3 separate regions of the Mus musculus genome follow, and regions 2 and 3 are each linked to region 1. The links are chromatin loops, found by intact Hi-C in ENCODE. Cell type or tissue: heart. All regions are shown on one strand.

Region 1 (8,000 bases):
CCTCAGCCTCCTGAGTTCTAGGATTGCAGGTATGCCCCACCAGGCTTGACTTTAAGTCCTACTTTTCAACATTCAAGTATGTAAGTAGTTCCAGACAAGTATGGTAAATCCAACACTCTAGAGGCTGAGGCAGGAGGACTGCCATAAGTTCAAGGCCAGCCTGAGTTATATAGCTAACTTCTGTTTCAAAAATAACAAAAGCAGATATAAATAACCCGAGAACAGCCTGGTGGTGGTGTTGCACACCCTTAATCCCAGCACTCAGGAGGCAGGCGGAGGTAAATTTCTTGAGTTCCAGGCCAGCCTGGTCTACAGAGTGAGTTTCAGGACAGCCAGGGCTACAAGGAGAAACCCTGTCTCAAAAAACTGAAACCAAACCAAATAGCAACAAAAACAAACCCAAGAACTAGTTCTCTTCCTGTCCCAAGTGTCCTTCGCTCCACTGTCTGTGTATATCTTCAGTATGAGAGAGAAGGGCTTCCTTAGCCTCCTGGGGTCATTCAGAGAAGCCCATTCCAATAGAAATAAGACGGAAACCACATAGGTCATTCAAAGTACTTCATAACCCTTAAAAAGGTCAAAGGAGCAGGTGAATTTATTTCAATACTACATCTTGGTTCGTCCAATGAAACCACAGTTACCACTTAACTAGCAGTCAACACAAGCGAAGTATGAAAAGGACAGAGTTGACATTCTTTGTATTATTATTTGTATTTATTTGCTTATGTATATGTGTGCTAACACATGCCATACATGTAGAGGTCAGAGGACAAGTGATGAGAGCCAGTCTCTCCCTCTACCATGTGGGTCCTAGGGACTGAACCTGGGTTGTCCTCCTTGGCAGCAGGCACCCTTACCCACTGTGCCAGCTCACCTGCATTATCACCATCTGCACTGGCCATGCTGAAGGTGCTTAGAGGCCACACATGGTCAAAATGTCATCCCAGACAGGCTAATCTCCACCAGCACAGATAAACAACCCATGGAGCCAGATGTAGTACTGGGAGCACTGGGGGGCGAAGGGGAGGACGGTAAAGGCAGGAGGTTCAGGAGTTCTAAGCCAGATCCTGTCTATAAAGATGTAAGCAAAGGAATAAAGAAGGTGAGGGGAGAGACTGCTATGCTGGTGTTGTTTCTTGTCAAAGGAGGCACCAAATGTGGCTCTGCATTGCTTTGTCCAGCACAAAGAGGGACCCAAGGGTATTAGTGCCATAAACCCAGCCAAAGCAGCAGGGTTATGCCTACAATCAAAAGTGATGGAGTGCTGCTGTCCTTCTGAGACTCCGGGAACCAGCCAGCCATGAGTCTTGCAAAGTTTGCTATCAGGGACACTCTATGGGGAGATTTTTACTATGTGACTCCAGACCCCACCCTGTGGAGCTGTGGAGACCCAGGCCAATCCTCAGCTGCATACGAGTTAGGAAACAGGGCTCTTTTACTACAGTATCCTCAAGCCCGACTGAGCTATGTGTACTGTGGATTTCGAAAGGTTTGTGTGGAGCTTCTCCAGAGAATCCCTCCGTTTTGAAGATCAAGGACAGGGATGCTGCTCTCTCCACCTGCACTTTAAAGATGATGTGGTCCTGTCCTAATTCCTGACCACCCTCACGGGTGGTGTTCTCATGGACTACCTGGCAGCTGTGGGATAGAAGGTCCCTAGAGTGTCCTCCTGTGTGAGGGGTGACCTCCAAGGTCTATGTGTGGATGCTTTGGCCATCTGTGTAGAACTCACTTCTGGTAAGGACCCAGAAATAGCATGGCTATTGTTATCACAATGGATTTTAAGAACATTCCTTAGCAGCCAAGCCCAGCATACACAGTCACTGGTCACCACAAACTCATTGAGAGATGGTGTCTTAGTTAGGGTTTTACTACTGTGAACAGATATTATGAGCAAGGCAACTCTTTTTTTTTTAAAGATTTATTTATTATTATATGTAAATACACTGTAGCTGTCTTCAGACATTCCATAGTAGGGCATCAGATCTCATTGTGGATGGTTGTGAACTACCATGTGGTTGCTGGGATTTGAACTCAGTACCTTTGGAAGAGCAGTCAGTGCTCTTACCCGCTGAGCCATCTCACTAGCCCTGATCAAGGCAACTCTTATAAAAACAACATTTAATTGGGGCTGGCTTACAGGTTCTGAGGTTCAGTCCATTATCATCAAGGCAGGAACATGGCAGCATTCAGGCAGACATGGTACAGAAGGAGCTGAGAGTTCTACAACTTCATCTGAAGGCCACTAGGAGAAGGCCACTGACTTCCAGGCAGCTAGGACAAGGGTATTAAGGCCCACAACCACAGTGACACACCCACTCCAAAAAGGTCACACCTCCTAATAATGCCACTCCCTGGGCTGAGCATATATAAACCATCACAGATGGCCAAGAATGGTTGCTTCAATGCTTTTATGTGCACATACCACCTAGAGTGTTCCACAAAGTTCAGGGTTCAGAGCTTTCACACAACTTTGACCTCAAGGCTTATTTTTAGATTCTAGTGCTTGTGAGATCCATTCTCTACAACACCATGCTATTTCTATGACTATTTCAAATACAAGACTGTGTTATGCCGGGTGTGGTGGTACATGGCTTTAATCCCAGCACTCAGGAGGCAGAGTCAGCCGGATTTCTGAGTTCGAGGTCAGCCTGGTCTACAAAGTGAGTTCCAGGACTTCCAGGGCTACACAGAGAAACCCTGTCTCGAACCCCGAACCCCCCCTCCGCCCCCCAAAAAAGACGACTGTGTTCTGTTTCTCATGAGATTCTTCTGCATGGGGTGAGCATGCTTTCTACTGGAGCTGTGGACACTCTGGCACTCAGAAACAAGTCTGACCTAAGCTACTTATTTACTCCCCATCAATACAATCTTCTTAAGCTGGAAAAGGGAAGGGGAGAGAAAAGGTCTCTGACCTTAGCCTCAGCAGGCCAGGTGGAAGGGGTGACACAGAACAAGGCCCTTTCCTCTACCTTGAAAGCAATGCCACAGGCTCCCACAAGGTTGAGGATTCTGTCTCTGACCTCAGAGCTTGGAAATCCATTGTCTTCTCTGACTCCAATGTGCTCAACTCAGAGAGCATTTATGCAGCACCTGCTATCTTTAGTAAGCCCACCCCCTCCAGGGAGTCCAGAAGTAAAGACTTCCCTCTGCGAGGGCTGCTCTGTGTGTGTGTGTGTGTGTGTGTGTGTGTGTGTGTGTGGTTAGGGGGGTCTGCAGGGTATGCAACACCTGCACCTAACTCAAGTGAGATAGGATCTGGAAGGAGCCCTCAATGGATGGATAATTTGTAGGTAGATTTGTAGGTGGCTCTCTGCCTCCCTCTGCTGGCAGCGTTCCACTAGTGTGCCTCTGGCGAGCAAGAGATTCTCCAGATGGCATTTGTGTCCATCCCAAGATATTATTCATGATGCATACAAGGAAACTGAATGAAACAGTTCATTCAAGTTGGTTCACTAGATCCAGAGCCACATGACTCCCAGATCTACGAGAGAGGTCATCTTCCCCCAGAAAGAATGGAAGGGATCTCTCTAGCTATGCTGTCCACAAGCACTTCAAAATCAGAAATGGGTGCTCAGGGAGAAAGAGGGGTTTGGCAGGGCACTTTTCCAGGATCCCTGGACACAGCCAGTTTGGCACATGGCACCTTTTGCACACTGGGGTTCCTCCTGGATCTATCAAGGTCCTTGTTCTTTCCCTCCTGCCTGGACTCCTAGGGAGTCCACCCATACAATACGAATTACTACCCTTGTTTCAGATTCATGCCTTGCTGCTATGCTGGTGCTATCAGAAGCAGTTGCTGCCAGAAAACTCAATCTCTGCCCAAGGGCTTCATTAAGGTAGGCTCTACATTTGCTCCAGAAATACCACTTGCCTGGGATGCCCCAGGCTAACTCAAGCAGGCCAAACTGATCTGAAAAGCCCCTAGAACCTCCCTTACTTCCAAATATCTAGCAAATATCCCTTGGCAGACCTACAGACCCACAACCAAAGATCCCTTCCCTTTTGATACAGAGGCTCTACCCAGACTGTCCCAAAGAGCTCCTGCCCTGCTTTGACAAGTGCCTCTCAAGAGGCACATCTGGAGCTTCCTAGTGTTTGACACCTGCTCCAGGACAGAGGAGTAGCCTAATTCCCAATTGACCCTCTGTCCCAATTCCAGCCAGCAGTGCCTGGAGTACAGTTGTGCATCACCTTTGAATGTGCACTGGGAGACCTTCCTGCACTGTCTGTGCCCCTGGGTTAGTGTGATGTCAACATTCGCCTTGTGTTTTCTATTTCATCCCTACTCCCTGCTTATCACCTATAGGGTGGCTCTGTGATCTAAAAATGTCCTCTGAGACACAGAATAAGCCAAGCCTTATGCAGGACTCTGGAAACATGAAAGAGAAGCCATAGGCCAGGAAGCTGATAGTAGTGTAGTTAACAGGTATTGTACCTGGAAGGGAGGGGCCTACTGTGGATTCTGAGCCCCTGTTATCCATGACAATTCCAGAAGCCTTCAGGAAAGTCTTGGACAGGTTCTGATTACCATCTCTTTTCATGGGTGAAAAAATGCAGGTGTCTAACACCCTTGAATCTCTGGCTTCTAGAATCTTACAGTACAGTTGGACCACCCAACAAAATCCTCAAGCCATTTATCTGTTTTAGCAGCTGGGGGAGGGGTACCCAAAGGTGTGTCCGTTCCTGTGGGGAGGAAGGGCTGCAAGCCCCATTCTCAGCAGCCCAGGAGAGGGATAAAGTGCCAGGGCTTCTCTGGTTGGTACCTTCGGTCCACAGGTCAGCCCTCACTCATACCCACAGTGAGCACCCAGGGGCCTAAGATACATGGAAGGCAGGGCTGCCAAGGTGCATCTGCCTAGTATGGAGCTCCATCTGCAAACTAGCCTTGTACTATGGGCACATGAAAAAGTGAAACTGGCCTGAGGCTCCTTTCATGCTGCCTACCACTGCTCTCAGGGGTTTGGCCTGAAGCTTCAAGAAAGGATCTCCACTCACCTTGGCCACGTGGGAGCCAGCCTGGGTGGCACACTGGTATACACTATAGGGCCTGGAAACAAATGGCATACAACTCTCCTCAGCCCATCACCTCCTTATCCTTTAGGAAACCTCCCTCCCCCCATCAGTTCTTTCTACCCCTGTAGCCCTAACACACTTTTGTCTGGGACTACTCAGGGAGCCCTGTCTCCTGGGAGCTGACACTTTCTTCTCTTCAGGTTCTATGTCCATGCTGAGGGTTTGTCAGGGGCTGAGCATGGTGCCAAAAACAGAGCAGGCACAGACTATCAGGAACACTGAGGCTGGAACCACACCTGCTAGCAGGCATGAGGGACAGAGGCTCGAGGCCAAGAGACACCCTCTCTTTACCAAGACTACTACCTCTTCCTGTAGCAGTCTTCAGAGGCCTGCCCCTGGCTTCTCAGTGCCAGAAAGGAAACAGTACCTTGTGGCCTCCTGACTCAAGGAGGCCATAAGCCCTAGAGTAAGGGATGTCAAGTACACAGCATCTAGGCTAGGACTGTCCGGGGGGAATGCACTGACAGCTACATGTGGAGTTTTATACTTCCTAGTTACATTAAAGAAAAAATATATCACGTTTAATAAGAAGTTTTATTCAACCCAATGCTCTCAGAATACTCAACATTCAATAAACACTCACCAATGAATTCTTACCTATCTGGTATGCTTTATGTTCACAGTTCACAGCTCTATGTAACTGCCCAGGGGCCACCACACCAGACAGTGCAGCCTGGGAGAGGCTGACTGGGTAGCACTACAAAGAATACATGGTTACCAAGTGCTGGTCACAGTGTCAGAAGCCACAGGGAGTTCTGACACAGCCTTCATGCATGGGAGTCCTGTGTGCTCTGTAGTGCAGCCTAGGCTATAACAGCTTTGTACCAGATGCTGACTACATAGGACTCCAGGGAACTGGGGATGATGTGCCCAACTTCCAAATAAACGAAGAGTCCCCAGGCAAAGTGGAGGTACCCATGTAATGGTGGGGGCACCCATAAACTCAGGAGTCACCATTTGCCCTGCCTGCCTCAGGCAGTCCCAGTTTGTGCCCATTGCCTTTGCATATGCATTAAAGTACGCCATTCAAGTCCTCAAACTACCCAGTGGCTCTCCTGATGCCCAGAGAGGTTTCAGTCAACAGAGCAGGGCATATGGGCACAGACTGGGCCTAAAACCGGAGTCTGTCACTCAGAGGCCAGGTTAGCTTGGCTGCATGATGCCAGCCAGTCTATAGCAGGCATCGAGTCCTGTCCCTACCTTAGGATGGAGTCAGAGATGGGAGCCAGCACAGCTGTCCCTTTAACATCTCTACCCTTGGGGGCCTGAGAGTGGAGACCTTGCATTTTATTATTTATTTATTTGTTTGTTTATTTATTTAGACGAGGCCTTGCTATTATTTAGCTCTAGCCATCCTAGGGTTGGGGTTGCTGCTTCTTTTTAGGGACTTAAAGTTGAGTCTACCATGTGTTCAGAAAGAGTTTGGAAACCTGGCTCTCTAAAGATAAATGTTAGCTTTACAGAGTGACCCACAGTGCCACGTCAGAGGACATGAAGCTGGCCCTCAGTTCTCCCGGCTATGCTTGCGTGTCTGAGCGCTGGCCAGCTCCACCACACTCCCTCCTTCCCTGCCTCTGGGTTCGCCACTGACCAGGCGGCTTCGCAGGGGCACCGCCTTCTCACGCTCTCTGGAGTACAGGTGAGGGAGCCAGGCCTGGTCACTTCCCCGATGACAGCACCCACCTTTTCCGGAGAGCCTCTGCTCCGACAGACAGACCTGCTGACATCCCTGGTCTAAGTCCAGCGTTCCGCCGTGGGCTTTAGGCCGCGCCCTGCCGGGAGGAGTCGCAATGGAGTTTGAAGGACTTGGCCTCCAGGCTCTGGCTTCTCTCCTCTAGCAAAGGTTGGAGGGGAATGGGGGTGGTGGTGGTGAGAGTTCCTACTAGCACCAGGAAAGGCATTTGCTTAATCACGCGAACTGCGCCGGGCAGGCTCCAGCAAAGAGCCGTAGCCAAGCAACGGGTACAGCTCCGCGCACGCGCCTGTCCAGCCCGCAGAAGTCGACCGCCTAGCTACTCGAGCAGGGTGGCGCACGCGTAGTCGCCCCCGCCGGCAACCAAGAGAACCCAACGGAAAAATGGGGAGGGGGCAAGCGAGAGGGCCCGCTGGGGCTCTGGACTCAGCGGAACTTCTGGCTTTGGTTTTTCAAGACTGATTCTCCCCGGGGATCTGGATTGAAGAATCCTGTCCAGTCAAATCCTAGAACAGGAAGACTGTAGGACAGAACCAGCGTAACCAGGGCGACGTGAAGAGGCGGGGCCCGCGCTCCTGGCTCCGCAAGTGGGTGAGGGCGGGGCCACGGGGGTGGAGCTGTAAGTGACTGACGCAAGAGGGGCGGGCCTATGGGTGGGACGAAGAGATGAGGCGGCAAAAGACTGGAGACGAACGAAAGGCGGAGTCAAAAGGGACACTACGAAAGGCTCTTAAGGGGAATGGGCGGGGCAGCTCCTGGGGGGCGGAACAAAAGGATGAAGCAGTGCAAAACTGGACGGGAGAGGGGGCGGAGCCCAAGGGGGCGTGGTATGATTGACGCGCCGAAGACGTGTACGGAGCGCGGCCAAGAGGGCCGGGCAGGGGGGGCGGGGCAATGGGTGAAGCAGCGAAAGACTGGAAGAAGCAAGAGGAGGGGCAATTAAGGGGCGGGGCGCGCTGACGTCTCCTTCGGACACGTCGGCGGCGGCACCTGGAGCCGGATGTGCCAAGATGGCTGCGGCTGCTGCTGGGAACGCGCTAGTTCCCCCTACTGCCGCCGCCGTCGCCGGCTGGGTTTCAGTTCGCGGCGCCTGAGAAGCCAACCACAGCTCACAGGGTGAGGGCTGAGTGTATGGAGCACGGTGGAGGCCCGAGGGTGGGCGAGGCTGCGGAGGCCAAGCAGGCTCAGTGAGCATCGGGCCTAGCCCGGAGTGGCGAGCGCATTTAAAGAG
Region 2 (8,000 bases), 120 kb after region 1:
TCACCACGTGTCTGACCCGCACAGGGACAGTCAGCAGTCTGAATGAGGTCACTCAAGTGCCTTTGCCTGATTAGTACTCTAGGCAGTCCCTGACTGGCTCCCTCCAGGCTCCCAGCGGCCCCGCCCACAGAGTATGACGATGCCGGGTACTCTGGCTGCTGGCTGCTTAGGAAGAAGCCCTTTCTTGTCTTCTTGCCCTGTGGTACCACTAGGATCATGGGAGGGAGGGGCTCTAGGAGACCAAAGAGTCTTGCTCTCTCAGGGACCCACCAGCCCTCTGCCATTGGTGGTCCAGGCTACTACCTATCATTCTGGCAACCTTTCCGTTGCCTTTTGTGGTGGTTTGAACAAGAATGATCCTCATAGAAATGGCTGAATCCCAGAGAGTGGAATTTTCTTATAGCAAAAAAAAAAAATTTTTTTATATTTGCACAGGACTATACAGCAAACAACCATGTGGTTGGATACATGGAGTTCTCACATATTTCAGTCAGTTATCAAAGTAAACTATTTTTTATAGGACTTACAGTTAACTATTTGGGTTGTATGAAAATGCAGTCCTTGTCCTTTACAGAGCTTGCTTCCATCCATGTGCCACTTAACATGAGTGAGGAAAACCCATTTATGAAGTACAATGACAGTTGACCCAATCACTCTGTCAATCAAACCACTCAGGCTAGTTTGTACTAGCAGAGTTTTGTTTCTATTTTTATTTTATTAACTCTATTTTTTTAATACGGATTTTTCAGTGAGGGGCTTTTTCAACCCTGTTGGTTCTATTTTCTTGTTTGTTTGTTTGTTTCATTTTATTTGCTTCATAACTTAAACCAAGTCTCTTCCAGTCTTCTATATTAGTTCCTAATTTTGTGCTGACAGGCATGTTTATAAGAACTGGCGAGGTAATTTATTGGAATGAACTGACTGGCTCCCTGCCCTCCCTTCCTTTTTTGACAGGAATTTTACTACTTCACAAATGGAGAATGATGCTACAAAGTTACCATGGTGAAGCTGACAAATACCACTCAAATGATGATGACATAGAAGTACCTTCCTCCTGCTGCTCTGATCCCATAATTGGTTACTAGATGATGTTTTCTGACATGGATTTCGATTTTGGGTACCTGTTACTTTGGCACTATTCTTTTTTTTTTTTTTTTTTTTTTTTTTTTTGGTTTTTCGAGACAGGGTTTCTCTGTGTAACCCTGGCTGTCCTGGAACTCACTCTGTAGACCAGGCTGGCCTCGAACTCAGAAATCCCCCTGCCTCTGCCTCCCAAGTGCTGGGATTAAGGCATGTGCCACCACTGCCCAGCTCTTTGGCACTATTCTTATTTGCCTCTTATATTTTTGCCAGTATACTATACCTCAACCTTATTTGAAATACACAAGTCTAATTAAAGAATAGTCATAGAAAAATACGTAAAATGATGTTTTATAATTCATCCCCCATGTCCAGTTTGGTTAGTTTGTTATGTAATAGAAGTGAAATATCAGGTTTTTTTTCTCCTGTGCCCCTTTTTATCATTAAAATGAACACAAAATGTGGAAGAAAAAAAAAGAGGCGTGGTCTTGTTGGAGGAGGTGTGGCCTTGTTGGAGGAGGTGTGGCCTTGTTGGAGGAGGTGTGGCACTGAGAGTGAGGTTTCAAAAGCCCATGCCAAGCCCTTTCCCCCGCCTCCTTCCTGTAACTTTTGGATCAGATGTGCACTCTTAGGTGCTTTCCCAGTACCATGCCTGCTTGCCTGTCACCACACTCCCCACCGTAATGATTACAGGCCAAACCACTGAAACTGTTACTAAGCTCCCAATTAAATGCTTTTTTCGTAAGAGTTGCCTTGGTCATGGTGTCTCTTCACAGCAATAGAACAATAACTAAAATACCCCTGATCCCTGGTATGCCCCAGTGGAGTCCATCTGTGCCCCAGAACTCTGGACACCCTGGCTCTCCTCACATCACACTGCAATGCAGTTCTGTGTCCGCCTGACTCTCTACTCCCACTATGAGCCTTCCTGGGCAGTGAGTGGTGTGGTCTCTCCTGGACCCAAATCAAGGACGAGTAGGTGCCCAGATCGGGTATAGCCTCTTCTCTTACTCAGTAGCTGTTAATGGCTTCCTTTCTGGGAGACCTACTCTGTGTCCTGAACTGTCTCCCCCACCCCCGAGTTTCTCTTGCTACATCCCTGTTCAGAGCTGCCCTGACTACTGTACCTCATGCTGAGACTAGAGACATGAGGAAGCACATTTCAGCCCCCGAACCACTGCTCACCTTGTGCCTCATAGCCAGCCAGATCTGGCTTCTCCGCTGCTGCTGGGCTAGTCAGCCGGCCCAGGGCCAGCTGCAGGTGGGCAATATTCATGCGGGCTGTCAGTTCTCCGTTTCGGTCTCCAATCTGAAGCAAGCAGGGGTGGGGAGACAGGCGGCAGGTCAGACTTGGGACTGTGATCTCTGAGTGTTAGTGACAGGGCTCTTGCACACCATCCTTGGCCTGCTGGACAGCCTGGGCTGACCTCAGACCCTTGGCTTTCTGAGCGAGCCAGTCCTTCTCTACCAGAACTTGACTCTGAGTGTATTCCTAGGTGTTCTGGACAGCCTCTAGTCCATCCCAGAATGCTTAGGGTCTTGGGAAACCTCCTGTGAGTGGTCAGCTTGGCCTTCTCGTGGAGTGAGCCTGTCTCAACCATAGGGAACTGTCTTCTCCTAGGGCCCACAAGCCTCAGGTTCCAATACTGAGGCTCCATCAGGGGATCCTCTTGAGTACAAACCCAACATGAAGAACACAGGGAACCATGAAGCTCAGAAGTTTTTGGAGACCTCTGTTTGCACTCATGGGGAAGTGAGGCTAACACCATGCGAAGGAGTCTTCAGACAGAGTCTCCTCTGCTCTGGACCATCCTGTTCTTGTGAGAAGTTCCTTTTGATGCTGTAGGGGCTTGAGATCCACCCTTAGTTAGGAGGACTAGGTTTCTCTCGGATGTCCCTGCACTGTCCGCAGTAGGAGGGGACTGAACATAGAGAAGGGACCACTCAGCTTCCTAGAGAGGTATCACAGGGTATTCCTGGGCAATAGAACCTGTCTCCCTGGTCCACCTCCAAGAGGTTACTCCCAGCATCCCCGATACCTTACACGGCCCAGTTCCCTAGGGATTGGAGAATGGAATCCACACAGGGGACACCAGCATTCTAAGTGGAAAACAGATCCTTGCTCCCCCCATTGACCCACTGGCCCTGGTACACACAAGTGGGAACTGTCCTCTTAGGGATCCAGTGTTCAGAAAGGGTGGTTGGGAACAAGCACACGAAAGGAGACAATGTGCTGCCGAGGCACCAGTAGAGACCTAGGGGAGTAGGCCCGGCTCACCTCCTGGGAGATCTGCAGATGTTTCTTGGCAAAGGTCAAGGCCTGTGCAGGGCTCCCCATGGACACATAGGCGTTCCCCAGGCTCCAGCATGCTCGGCCCTCTCCCACCCTGTGGAAAGTTAGACAATCACACCTGCCTCCCAGGTCTGCCTACTGCCCCAAGTCCCCGATCCTCCCACAACCCTGGTACACAATGTACCATCAGCACAGGGTTTCCTCAGCCAAAGGAGCTCGTTGGCCCTGGCCACAGTGCTCACTGGTCCACCCCCTTGAGGGAGATAAACCTAAGCGTGTTACCAGCTTACCCTGGGGCCAGTTGGGCCTGCAGAGCCCAGCACTTGTATACTGTTGCGCAAGGCCTGGTTCGCCCCCTAGTGGCCAGCAAGTGCCTCCCTGTAGCCTGCTCCATGCTCCCTTACCCAGGTCCAAAGTGAACCATGCATTCAGGGATAGTTCGCTGTTTCTGTCGCTATTCCCACTATCTCTACCTAGTTCCAGGACACTTCCATTATCTGTCCCTCCCACAGAAGCCCTGGGGACAGGGCAGCTCTTCGAGGATACCTCCTGTTATAGCTGCCCCCAGGTCTGTGGCTCTGAAACCCTGCTACATCCAGATCTGCACAGAAGGCTATTCCAGAGCTGGGAAGTCACGGGCCCCTACAAGCCTTGGACCTACCTATTTGCTTACACTGTTTCCCACTGAGGGATTGGCTGAGGGCCTATGTGGGAGGTCGCTCCCAGCATGCATGCTGTGGCCCGCAGGGGAGCGTGCACTCAAACCCAGGCTGTCACTGTAAGCCAGGCCCAGCCAAGACCTTGTTTTCACAAACCTATCAGCCAGCTCCTGGGCAATGACTAGGTGCCGCAGGTGGTACTCAGCAGCACGCTCGTAGTCCTGTAGCAGTGTGTAGGTGTTGCCCAGGCTGTAGCAAGCCTGAGCCTCCACTGCCTGGTCCCGGAGCTGCCGAGACAGCTGCAGCGTCTTCCTGTGCAGAATGGGAGAGTCAGTCCCTGAGGGGAGTGGCAATGTCTCTTCTACATCAGGAATGTTCATCTTGAAATGGCCACTGCACTCAACTCACAGCACCAGATGCGTGTGGGTGCATGGGTTCCCGTTGGCTAAGGAGTTAGCTAATTGTGACACTGGCTAATATCACTAACAGCTCTGAGCAGATGATATTTACAGGGATTCAGTGTCTGTATCTCAGAACTGAGATGAGCATGAAGTACCTGCTCCATCTAGTGGCCACCCCTCTACCCAGGAAGCAGCTGACTAAGAACTGTGACACAGGTCAGGGACACCCAGGAGCTTCATGCATCAGCCTTTTTGGCTCCTGGGACTGCACCATGGGAGTGGCATCTCTGTAGCATGGTGCTCAGTATACCCCAGGACTGTCTTCCCTGCTCACTTGTAATGTTCAGCAGCCACATCAAAGCGCCCCAAGAAGATGTGAGCATTGCCCAGGTTGCTGTAGGCCCTCCGCTCAGCTGCCTTGTCCCCAAACTCCTTGGCGATGGCCAGGCGCTGCAGATAGATCCAAACCCCGAGGTCATCACATAGCCCTGCAACCCCTAGGAACACAGTCAGGGAGGGATGCCTCTCCACCCAAGGTGCTAGCTTAATGTCTAAGTGTCCAGGGGAGTAGACTAGGACCACAGGACGAAATACAACAGGAGCAAGGGGCTCAGTGATGTTCCAGCCCCATGCCGTTGAGGACTGTGAGGGGAACCTGAAGCCTTCCTACTGCAGCATCCCCGCCCCGGTACCCAGGCCCAGCTCACTCACCTCTTTGTGGAAGGTTGTGGCCTCCGTGAAGTTTCCCAGTAGGTAGTGGGTGTTACCCAGGTTGCCATAGGCCCTGCCCTGGGCCGCCCGGTCGCCTAGTTCCTTCACCAAAGACAGGTTCCTCCTAGGGGGCCAAATCTTTGAGAGCTATGTCCTTCCTAGCACCAGGAAGTGGCTACATAGCTTCCTCCTGAAGCTGGACAGTACTGAGTGGCTCTCCCAGGAGCATGTGGAGGGAATGGGATCCTTGCCTCAAATGACACTGGAGCCTTGGGGCTGGAAGATTGGTCAAAGCCTACCATGCATAAGAGGTGTGTGTGAGGAGAAGTGCCCACAGAGCAGTAGGGCTATCTATATGTGAGGGTGTTTTGTGTCTGGGAATCCTGCCCAGCCCCTTACCAGGCACACACTGGCTCAAGAAGTATTTATGGAACGCAGGGGCATTCAGATAAGCCTAGCCCCATCAGCCCTCACCCTGTGGTGCCAGCCCACCACACTCACTCACTCATAAAACTCAGAGGCCCTGTGCAGTGTCTCGCGGACATCAGGTGGCAGGTGCCCGGGGTCCTGTGCAGCATTCCAGGAAAGCTGTTTGCCCTTGGCGTGGTACACATTTCCAATGTTGTAGAGTGCTCTCGCCTCCCCAACCTGTGGGCAGCAGTGAGGTAGAGGCTCGACAGCCCCCCGGGAACTCACACCAAGGTGTGATTGCAGGAGCTGTGTTCTAGTCCCATGGCCTGCTGAGTCCCGAGGAAGGGCAGATCCAGTTCTACCCTCTCCCTCTCTCTCCTCTGCCAGCTGGGTGGCAGAGGTGGCTGGGCCTAATAACGTTTGAGGGTAAGAGCCCCAGCAGGGATGGAAAGGGTAGAGGACCCAAGGGTCCGACCACTTACCTTGTCCCCCTGCTCCTGGGCAATGTCCAAGTGTCGTTGGCAGCAGACGATTGCCTCATCGAATCGGCCTAGGACCTTGAGTGTGTTGCCCAGGTTCCCACTAGCCTTGGCCTCCCCCATGCGGTCACCAATGGTCCTGGAGGGCAGGAAGGAGTGAGGAGTCAGTTGGGTCTAGTTGGGCCCTGAGATGAGCAAGAAGCCTCAGAGGGGAAAGACAGACAGTGAAAAGTTAGCTCTACACATGCATTGGTGATCCAGCAGCTGCGTCAGGTCCGTACTGCGTGCTGAGGACAGAGAAGTGGGGAGGATTGCTGGTGGGGGGTCGCCAGCATGCCAGAGCTGGGGGAATTCTGCGCCCTGTCTATGCAGTCAGGATGGCTCTGAGGCATCTGTAGAAGCTGGGTTAAATGTGGAGTGAGAGGGAGGCCCTGCAGGAAACAGTAGGAACCAAGAGTCAAAGGCTAGACAGGACTGGAGGCATCAAGATAGAACCTAGGAAACGGTGGGAAATGTGCAGAAGGGAGACCATAAACCTCCAAGGGGTCAGAGTTCACAGGGAGAACAGAGGGTTCCCCTGGAGTAAGACCATACCCTACAGAGAAGATGACAAGAGTAACTGGAACCCAAGACCACAGAAAAGGAATAGCTATGGGTGGTAGAGATACAATCTCAGGAAGAAAGAGTCACACCAAGCCAGAGATAACTCAGAGATAGACACATGTTCATACACACACACAGGCACACACACATATACGCAGGCAAACATACACATACACTTGCATACATATACACATGCAGACAGCACACACATATCCATGCACATACATATATTTTAACTTGAATGCTGACCTCTAAGGGATTCACAGATTCCCCGTCCTAGGTCAGGCCCTCCTGTTGGGCTCTCCAGGCACAGATACACCTGTTGCATCCAACCTCCCCCAAGGGCAGGGGACTCCACACACAGGGGACCAGGACAATGCCATCAGGCCACAATCCACCAGTACTTACCGTGCCAGCAGCAAGTCATGTTTGTGGAACTGCAGGGCCCGGGCATACTCCTTCAGGTAGAAGTAGGCATTGCCCAGCTGGCTGTAGATGGCACTCAGTGTCTTCAGGTCCTCAGTGCCCACCTGCACAGCAGCCTCGAAGAAAGCCACACCTGCCTTGAAGTCCCCCGCCTTGCACAGCCGCTCCCCTTCCAGGGCCAGCTCTAGACAGGAGGCCTCCATCCTAGGCAGAGAAGGAATACCATGGTCCACCCCTTGGCACACTCTATGGTTGCAATGAGACGATGTCCCTCAGCAGCTGTGCCCCGTCACAGCTTTGTTCACAGATATGGCAGCTGGGAGTTCATGCTCAGAGCAGATCCTGGACCCAACAGTGCCCCAGCGGTGTAGCTTGCCTTCTTGGTTCCTATCTTTTGTTCTTATTGTTTCTGAACAGGGTTTCTCTGTGTAGCCCTGGCTGTCCTGGAACTCACTCTGTAGACCAGGCTGGCCTCGAACTCAGAGGTTCACCTGCCTCTGCTTTCCAAGTACTGGGATTAAAGGCGTGAGCCACCACTGTCCAGCAATCCCTGCCTTAATATCTAGCCCTTACCACCATGTGCCAAGAACAGCCTGGGTCTGAAGGTTTCATATGTAGGATTACAAGCTCTTTGGGCTGTGTTGACAAGTAGAAATATCCTGTGGGAAGCTGTGCCAGAGAAGTTCCCTCAGACCTGAACAGTGCCACCCCCATCCCCAAAGTCCCCACCCTAGGCTGCTCCTGCACCCGTGGCCTGGGGATTTGAGGACCCAAGTGTTTGCTCCAGCTTCAGAGCAAGCTGTCTTTTTTCTCTTCCCTGTTTGAGTCAGGGTCTCTAGGTTGCCGGCCCAAGCAATTCTCTTGCCTTGGCCTTCCCAGAAACTAGAATAACAGACATATTGCATTGGGCCCAGCTCAGAACTGAATATTTTTAAAG
Region 3 (8,000 bases), 54 kb before region 1:
CAGCCTCAGTTCTACTGGGGTTCCTCCTCTATTAAACCCCCCTGATTTGAACAGGGCTGTTCAACTTCTCAGTGTGTGCTAGTTCACAAGATGCCCAGTCAGGCACTCATGGCCTTCCTTCCTTTTTTCCCTGGGTCTCTTGGGAAGCAACAGAAGTGACAAGTGACTCCTCAAGAGACCCACCCTAGGCTGTGTGAGCAGTTGAGGGGACCCTAGGGCCTGGATAAACTTCAGTAAGGCACTGCTCAGAACATCCCCCGGGGTCACCTGCTAGCTTTCCAGAGCCCACAGTCTGTTCTTTGAGCAGTTTGGGGACTCCTGGGGACAGGCAAATAGATGGCCTCCATCAGAGGGTAGGGTACAGGTCATTGGGCCTAAGGCCATCTGTGGGATGACAATAACAAACCTGCCCAGTAGGCCAGGCCTACAGCCTAAGTGCACATCATGTGGGCCTTGGCAGCTCACCTGCTTGGGAGCTCGGTGCCTGTCTGGGGGACTTGCCCAGGCAGCACACGCTTGGGCCTCCCCACAGTAGGAGAACAGCAGGGCCTGCTTCTAGGAGGTTTTGCTCCTTCTTAGGTTTCCTGGGCACTGGGAAGCCCTAGGCAGGCTCTCAGCCATACACAGGGCCCTTGACCTTGTAGATGGCTCAGGGAGATTCTGCCCCTTGCTTAAGGGCTAGTCAATACCCCTGTGAACCTTGCCTGCTGGCCCAGGTATATTGCCTTCGGTTTCCCTAAGTTATGTGTCAATCAGCAAGCCTTTCTGGGTATTTGGTACTGAGACCCAGCAGGGCCAGGACCTTCCACAGAGACCCAAGCAGACAAGGTATCACCAAGGCTTAGCTGACAAGGGTTTTTGGGAAGAAAGCCCAGAACTGAGAGGGCATCTTGCAAGACAGGGGTCCTGGAATGTGCTTTCACACTGGCACAGCTGGGGTAACCAACACCAGTCACAAGGGAGCCAGCCCTGGCCTGCCTGTCTGGAACAACAGTTCAGGCCATTGAAAGCACATATGGAGATATAGTCAAACCTCTGAAAAATGTTCAAAGCAGTACTTAAAGTAGAAAGAGTAGACTGGAAGCTACTGACTTAGTAGGGGGAAAACTGAGGCCTAGAGCCTTGAAGGGCCCAAAGTAAGCTAGTCAGTTAGTAGCTATGATTCAGAGTCCAGGGATCCAGCTCAGGGGTCCACCAGAAGACAGACACGCTGTGGTGGACACAGTGGTCAGAAGGAAGCACCCTTTAGGTTGGACACTTCTTGGATCGCTAAGTCCAAGCGTTGTAAGCAGTGGGATTCCGAGGGTGGTGATCTGGAATGTTCCTGTAGCTGCCTGTTCTGACAGCACCCCACTCAGGACAGAACACTCACACCCTGGACCACTTCATGCTTGCACCCCTTCCCTGTGTTGTCCTCTTTGTCACTCCACCCAAGCATACCATGTGCCCTGAACTGGCTTGACTGACAGTTACTCTCCTAGGGACATCTCTGAGCCTCTCCTGAGAACTGGGTAGTCTCATTCTACCTGCACCCTAACTTCTGGGTCCCACAAGGCACAAGGTGAGATCCTGCAGGAGGGAGAGGCACCTGTAGCCCAGGCTCCGGAGGCCTAACCCCCCTGGTACTCCTGGGACTCTATGCTGCCCATCATACCTGCATACAGACCTGCTCCCTCCAGGACAACCAGGCCATGCTGGTCTGCATTCATGATGCGATGCAGATGCAGGTGGTTACAATGTTACAGGTCTATCAGCAACAGAACATCTGAGGCTGAGTGAGTATTTAGCAGGAAGAGTGACAGCTTTGGTTTTGGTGTGTGTGTGTGTGTGTGTGTGTGTGTGTTGTGTGTGTGTGTGGTGTTGTTGTTGCTGTTGTTTCTGTTGGTTGGCTGGTTGTTTTTACCCTCCAAGCCCTTTTCCTGGTAGACACAGGACTAGAAGGACCAATATCTCCTGTCTACTGTGTGAAACAGCTTCACACCCACTTGCCAAGAACTTGAGCCCTGCCCCCCACCCAGGCCATTTTTCTGGCTCAGCTGTCCCAGGGTTCCACAGCTAAGTTCTCCTGCCTGTGTGGTTGGCCTCTACTTATAAAAAGAGCCAACAAGTGTTTGTGTTCAGCTGGTCTGCTGTGCAGCCATACTCATTGCTAGACAAAGACAGTGGAAGAGATACAGACACCCATGGACAGACGGGATGGCAGGTAGGCAGATGTCGCCAGGTCAGCGCAGGTCTCCAGACTCCAGAAGGATAAGGCCTTCTTTGTATCCAAGTCAGGCTGCCTGCTGACAAAGCTGGAATATAGTCGACACATAAGCAGTTAGAGGCCTTCAGGACCCATCTCAGAAGAGGCACTTGCAGTCAGGCGTTCCTTCTATGGAACTGCTCTCTGGAGCTGCAGATCTCTTATATAAATATTTCTGTAGCATTGGGCGCTTTTTCTCTCGGGTACTGACCCCATGCTGCTAACCCCCAGGCTTGAGGCCAGTTTCTGAGAGGAGCAGGAGATGGGGGCTGGACAGCTGTTGGCACTGGCCCTTTAGTGCCTTTCAGGAACAGGTGTGTCAAGGGAGATGGGAGGGTCCTAGGACAATATAATCTGGGGCCCTTATTCCTTGTTGAACTCACCACCGTGTTTTAGGATGGGGAGGTGTTGTTCGTTCCAGATTCCATTGAACTTTAACTGCAAAGGGATAAGGAAGGCATCTTGGACGCCCAGTGCTAAGCAGCTTAGCACAGGATGTCCAAACATCAAGGTGGAGATAAAGCATGAGAGGCTGTGTTGACGCTAGCAGTCATTGTACTGGAACTCTGCACTTTCCCAGGCCACCTAAGTCGGACACAGCCAGGGACCAGTGAGAAGGGTGACCGTGGAACGTCTAGACTCGGGTTCCTGCTGGGAATCGAGAGCGCAATCTGTCCAGCAAGGCACTAGTCCTTGGGGAGTTCCCTTAGGGAGCCCCGAACTCCCTTCTACAGAGGCTGCGGGCGCGACGCCATCATCGTTTAAGGTCAAGCGTTCCGGAAGTCATGGCTAAGAGTGCCTGGCCTCAATCCTCCTGATGCCTATAGCCGAGACCAAACAGCTCCCAGGAGTGGAGCCCTAGGGACAGGACACGCGCAACGCTGCCAGGGCGCCACATTTAAACTCCTGCCCCAGGATTCCCCCCAAACTTGACTTCAGCTGCTCCTGCCCACGGTCCTAGACCTAACTCCAGGATGGAGCTGGTTCCCCGTGCAGCTTTCCTTTCCCACAAGACCCGTACCTCCTCTACTATTGAAATGCAAATTCTGGCCAAATGTCGCAGAGGGCGGCTACACACAAAGCCTGATCCTTCCGCAGCGCCAGCTCAAACTTTTGGTCTCTGTAAACTTTCGAACAAGAAGTAGTTCCTAGATGCCCATTCCATACACCCCTCCATTCCTCCTTGTCTTGCGAACCATAAGATCCTTAGATCCTGGCTCGGGACGCGCTCCCTAGCCCGGACAGGCGCAGAACCCACCAAAGCGCTGGGAGGGACAGGGTCCACAAGGGGGTAAGGGTTCGCAGGAACCAGGGGCGGAGCCCGCTGGGATGGGGCGGGGCAGGGGCGGGCCCCCATAGGGGCGGAGCGCCCGCCCGCTCAGAGCCTCACTAGTGCCTCTGCCGCGGGAGGGAGCGCAGGGGCGTGGGGCGCAGGGCGCGGGCGCTGGGCGCGGGTGCGAGCGCAGTGAAGGAACGAGCCCGGGTGCCTTGTAGGGCCCAGCGCCGCTGAGAGCCCAGCGCCGCCCACCCGCCAGGAAAGAGGGCATCAGAGGGTGGACGCCTGCGGGACCGCCGGTGGTGTGCGTCAACGTCCGATCCCCGCCGGCCACCCCAAGAGGCCGCCGCCCGGGCTGCGGGCAGCTGGCGAGCAGGCATGCCACGGCTCCTGACGCCCTTGCTCTGCCTAACGCTGCTGCCCGCGCTCGCCGCAAGAGGTAGGCTCCCGCGAGCCCGCAACTTCGGGCGCCTTTCAGAAACTTCTGTTGCGCCCTGCGCACGCTTTGGGTAGATAGGAGTAAGGGACCAGCTGCCAGAGTTGAGAGCCAGAGCGGGTGGACGGGACCGTGGGACCTGGTGTCCTGGCGTGTGAGGAGGACCCTTCTCTTTCCAGGGGTACCCACTTTTCTCATAGCGCCCAAAGACGCTGGAAGTGTGGTATGGGGCCCCGGAGGCCCAACCCTGGCTCGCACTTGGGTAGACGCTCCTGGGGCTCGCCGCGGGGGCGGACATGCTGCTTGCGCCTCTACTTTTCGATTTGAATCGAATCGGTTTTGGTTTCCTGTTGCTTCTTGGGACCATTTATTTTCATTCTTCTTTGCCTCCGGCCCGTGCTAGGGCGGATGTTGGGGTGCAGTGTGAGGTCAGGGGCGCTATACTCTCGTTGCTTACTTAGAGCGGGGCAGAGACGATGTGCCCTGGACTCCTAGTATGGGGTTTTGGGATCGCTGTCCCCTAGCCGGAATCAAACTTTCGAAGAGGGGCGATGTGCAGGCGGCTTGCTGCCTAGGGTGGGCGTGGGACTGACTCATTTCGGAAGTTTGAAAATCCTGTGCTGATTGGAACGGGAGCCGGAGAGGGGAGCCCTTATTTCCCTTCCGGCTTCACAGAACGGGGTACTCCTGTTGTAGTAACCAACTGCACTCTTCTCCCAGTAATCGAAGGAGAGAACTGCCTGCCCTTTCCTTAAAAGTGGGGTTTTATGTGACGCTCGAGCTCAGCCCTACATCGAGGCTTAATTTTTAGAGCTCTTTAAGATGGCGTGGGAGGGGCTTGATTAATAATAGCCCCTTCCCGAGAACGGGGTGGAATTCCTTCTAAGTGGGGTTTCTAAGACCCCCTCCCTGGGTGCGGCGGGGGCTGCCCCTGGAGATGCCTGCGAACAGGTATTGGGTGTCGGAGTAGGCGGGGCAGGTCTCCGGGTGCGGCCCCGCTGCCCCAGGAGGCGGCCCTGGCGCGACAATGGGCCGCTCTGATTCCCGGGCCGGCGCTTTGTTGGAGGGCGGGGTGGCGGGCTCCGCAGCTGTCGCTTTTTCCCACGATCCGGGGAGCTGAGTGTGGCCACCCCCTCCCTCCTGCGGTCCCCTCGTATCTTGTGTTTGAACTGAGGCAAGGGTGGAGGCTTGTCGGGGGGCTTTGCTGGGCACCTTAATCCCCTCCCACTTTGGCTGTGTGGTTAGAAGTTTGGGAGAATTTGCTAAGTCTTTCTGTTGCCGTCCACTTCGCCTCACTATGAGTGGGGCGGTACACCTGCCACCTAGCCAGCCTATCCTTTCCCCACTAGTTTTTGACTACAATACTGTGAGCAGAACATTGATTCGTAAGCCGCCCCCCCCACCGCGTCCCGCACCCCCTCAGGACTGCCAATAACTCTAGTGCATAGGCACCATGGCTTTAATCTCCGTCCACCATCAGGACTATAAGGAGTTAGGTGCCCAGAACCAAGCCTGACCTCTCTCTTCTGACCTTCCCCCAGGCTTGAGATGCTCCCAGCCAAGTGGGACCTGCCTGAATGGAGGGAGGTGCGAAGTGGCCAACGGCACTGAAGCCTGTGTGTGAGTACCGCCCCTGAGGGGACCTGTTGCTTTTGTCAGAGCAGAGCCCCTGCCTTCTGGGGACAGAACACTGGGCTATTGTCTTCGGAAGACAGCCCCGAGGCTGAGTGCAGTCACGTGCTGACTTTTATTGGACAAAGTCTGGCAATTACTTAATCACCAGCAATTATGCCGCGTGTGGAGCTACTCTGGCCCCTGGAGGTTGGCACACTCCTTCGTGGGCCCTCAGGCTCCTGGGAATTCTTGGTGCCCTAGTTCTTATTTAAAATGCTTGAGAAACAGTTGTTTTGGATGATGAGCATTCGTTCTGGGACACTTACCGAGAGAGTCTGAGACCCCCACCCCCTGTCACCTGGGATCCCTCTTCCTGAGCAGGAGTGCACTAGGAAGGAAATTGACCCGTGTTGTTGGTTTGTGTTCTGGTTTTGTTGGTGGTGCTTTTTGTTTTTTTTTGTTTGTTTGTTTTTTTGTATCAGGATCTCACTATGTAGCTCTGGCTGTCCTCAAACTCACTATATAGACCTTGAACTCAGGAATCTGCCTGCCTCTGCCCAGTGAAAAGTGCCTATTTTAAGACAAGACCCACCTCTGGACTCTGTGCCACGGGCCCTTGTCCTCAGGTCACCAACTGTGAAATGGGTATGACTTGGGGATGGGAAGGTCTGCTCCATGTTGGGAACTCCTTTTGGGAAGGATCCCGGCCAGGTTGCTCTCAAGGACTAGGCAGCTGGGGGAAGTCTCTGCTTGGCGCTAGGGCTAGCGCCCTTCAACTTGAGTTCCTCCCTGATGAGACTAGCAAGGTGCTGGAGGCTAAGGCCTCCCCTGGAGGCTGGAGACAGAGAAGGCTCCAGCCTACATGGCACGCCCTCATTCCAACTGCTGAATGGCTCATCCCCTTGACAACGGGTGCTGCTGCCTCCAGTACCCAGCCTGTGGGCTGCAGCCCCACCTCCCTGGCTGGCCCGCCCTGTACTGAAGCCAATTAAGCAGGTCTGTGAGCAGTTTATTGGACAAAGCCGATTGTGCCTCTGTCAGACACTAATGAATGCACACTACTTTTTTTTTTTTTTTGCTTTTTTTGGGGGGGGCCTTTTCTCCCCCTTGCAGAAGCCTCACGGACGCTTGATGCCCTAAATCTTATTTCCTTCCATTCAGAGGCCGACAGCTGGGATTCAGTAGAAGGGCAGCAGCTATTGTTGGGAGGCGATTAATGCTGTGTGATTAATTATGCGTGGCTTCCCAGAATGTACAACCCCCTTCCTCGCCTCTGTGCTCCTTGGTCTGCCTGCCTCACTGGCAGGGCGGGCTGAAAGGTTTCTTCTGCTCAGCACTTGGAGGGGTCCTGCCAGACTGGGGCAATTGAGGGTAGTTTCTTCTTAGCCCCGCCAGGAAAGGGGCACAGCCTGGTCTGCTGCCTGCCAGTCACTTGGTAGAGTTGTGCATGGGGTACAGTCTGTTTGCTGTAGTCCCACTAATAGCTTGTATCTTAGTATCTGTATGGACACCTTTCAAGCCAAAGGCCCAATGGTGCTGTGCTTTCTTCCCCACCTCCCAAACTTGGGGAAGCTGCTTGCAAATCCCTTGCATTACAAGCCAGGCCACTGAAAGGCTCTTGGTGCCAGGCCTTCTGTCTTGCACTAGATCCTAAGGCCCTTCCTCCTTGGCAGAAAACTTGCTTCAGTTTGGCTCAGAGTTCCACTGAGTTCTATCCACAGAGGCCCCATTGTGCTCACTCCGTAAGTCCAGTGAGATGAAAGAGATATGCTCACTTCTGGTCAGCAGAGCTGGAGGCCAAGGCTACAGCCAGGCCTGGCTGGTGATAGGCACAGGTCTGGGCGCACTGTGCAGTTTGGGGGGCTTTATAGCCAATCCATAGAGGGGTCCAGTGTCACTGTGTAGGCTTGGGTGATTGAGGGTCCCATCCATTCCATGGTGTTGTCTACTTCTTCACATGGCCTCAGGAGGCCTATCCAAGAGTTTGCCAGAGCATACACAGAGGGATCCACCACTCCTGACTGGGGAAAGGCAGTTCGCTTTTTCCTCAAAGGAACCTAAAGGAGAAATTGAGGGTAGTCTACAAGCTTGGAGCCTGTAGACCTCTGTCACACCTAGCCATGATCCTGATTGTTTACGGCTTCTTGTGCTGCCTACTCTGAGAAGGGCCTGAGAACTATGGAGTCATAGGACAGTGAATTAGTGCTTGGTAAAGCATCTCTTCTACCCAAACGGAGAACCTACCCCGAAAGCTGCGGGGCAGGGAGTTTCAGGGCTCAGGATTGCAAAGTAATCCTCTTGGTACCAAGTGCCTTCTCTTCAGTACTAGTACCATTGAGGTTTAGCTAGCCAGTGATCATATAGGAAAGGCCTGGCTTGTCCTGTAGACAGAGAAGAGTCTTTGCAGCTGCTATGCTTTGTGGGATATC

Evidence for each region. Hi-C counts contacts between places; a loop is a spot of excess contacts. Peaks named below come from ENCODE experiments on the same cell type or tissue, not always from the same donor. Only the 100,000 strongest peaks of a DNase experiment are listed, where the experiment ranks them.
Region 2: it touches region 1 in a loop (2.2-fold over the local background); 6 of 42 quality-filtered maps call a loop at or near these places.
Region 3: it touches region 1 in a loop (2.0-fold over the local background); 12 of 42 quality-filtered maps call a loop at or near these places.

What each region holds. Positions count from the first base shown.
Region 1 is chr2:26,444,960-26,452,959 of GRCm38, reverse strand. Sec16a (SEC16 homolog A, endoplasmic reticulum export factor) reads left to right here and starts at 7,744. Exons shown (of 30, transcript NM_153125.2): 1 at 7,744-7,885. 0610009E02Rik (RIKEN cDNA 0610009E02 gene) reads right to left here and starts at 7,036. Exons shown (of 3, transcript NR_152209.1): 1 at 6,760-7,036. In heart, CTCF peaks have their summits at 3,342 (motif pointing left) and 7,825 (motif pointing left); DNase peaks (open chromatin) are centred at 3,289, 6,089, 7,069 and 7,579; H3K4me3 peaks cover 2,350 bases; H3K27ac peaks cover 3,088 bases.
Region 2 is chr2:26,321,681-26,329,680 of GRCm38, reverse strand. It overlaps Gpsm1 (G-protein signalling modulator 1 (AGS3-like, C. elegans)), which reads right to left. Exons shown (of 14, transcript NM_153410.5): 2 at 7,046-7,267; 3 at 6,038-6,173; 4 at 5,650-5,792; 5 at 5,145-5,268; 6 at 4,768-4,883; 7 at 4,189-4,344; 8 at 3,359-3,467; 9 at 2,266-2,389. Among named protein-coding and RNA genes, the nearest start is that of Gm52505, 6.4 kb to the right of the region's middle. In heart, CTCF peaks have their summits at 3,741 (motif pointing left) and 4,603 (motif pointing left); DNase peaks (open chromatin) are centred at 100, 3,640, 4,060, 4,600 and 1 weaker place; H3K27ac peaks cover 218 bases.
Region 3 is chr2:26,499,458-26,507,457 of GRCm38, reverse strand. It overlaps Notch1 (notch 1), which reads left to right and starts at 3,636. Exons shown (of 34, transcript NM_008714.3): 1 at 3,636-3,960; 2 at 5,499-5,577. The coding sequence starts at 3,900. It overlaps Gm35978 (predicted gene, 35978), which reads right to left and starts at 3,531. Exons shown (of 2, transcript NR_132655.1): 1 at 2,629-3,531; 2 at 2,111-2,294. In heart, a CTCF peak has its summit at 3,640; DNase peaks (open chromatin) are centred at 2,997, 3,597, 4,987, 5,567 and 6 weaker places; H3K4me3 peaks cover 5,188 bases; H3K27ac peaks cover 7,021 bases; H3K27me3 peaks cover 2,968 bases.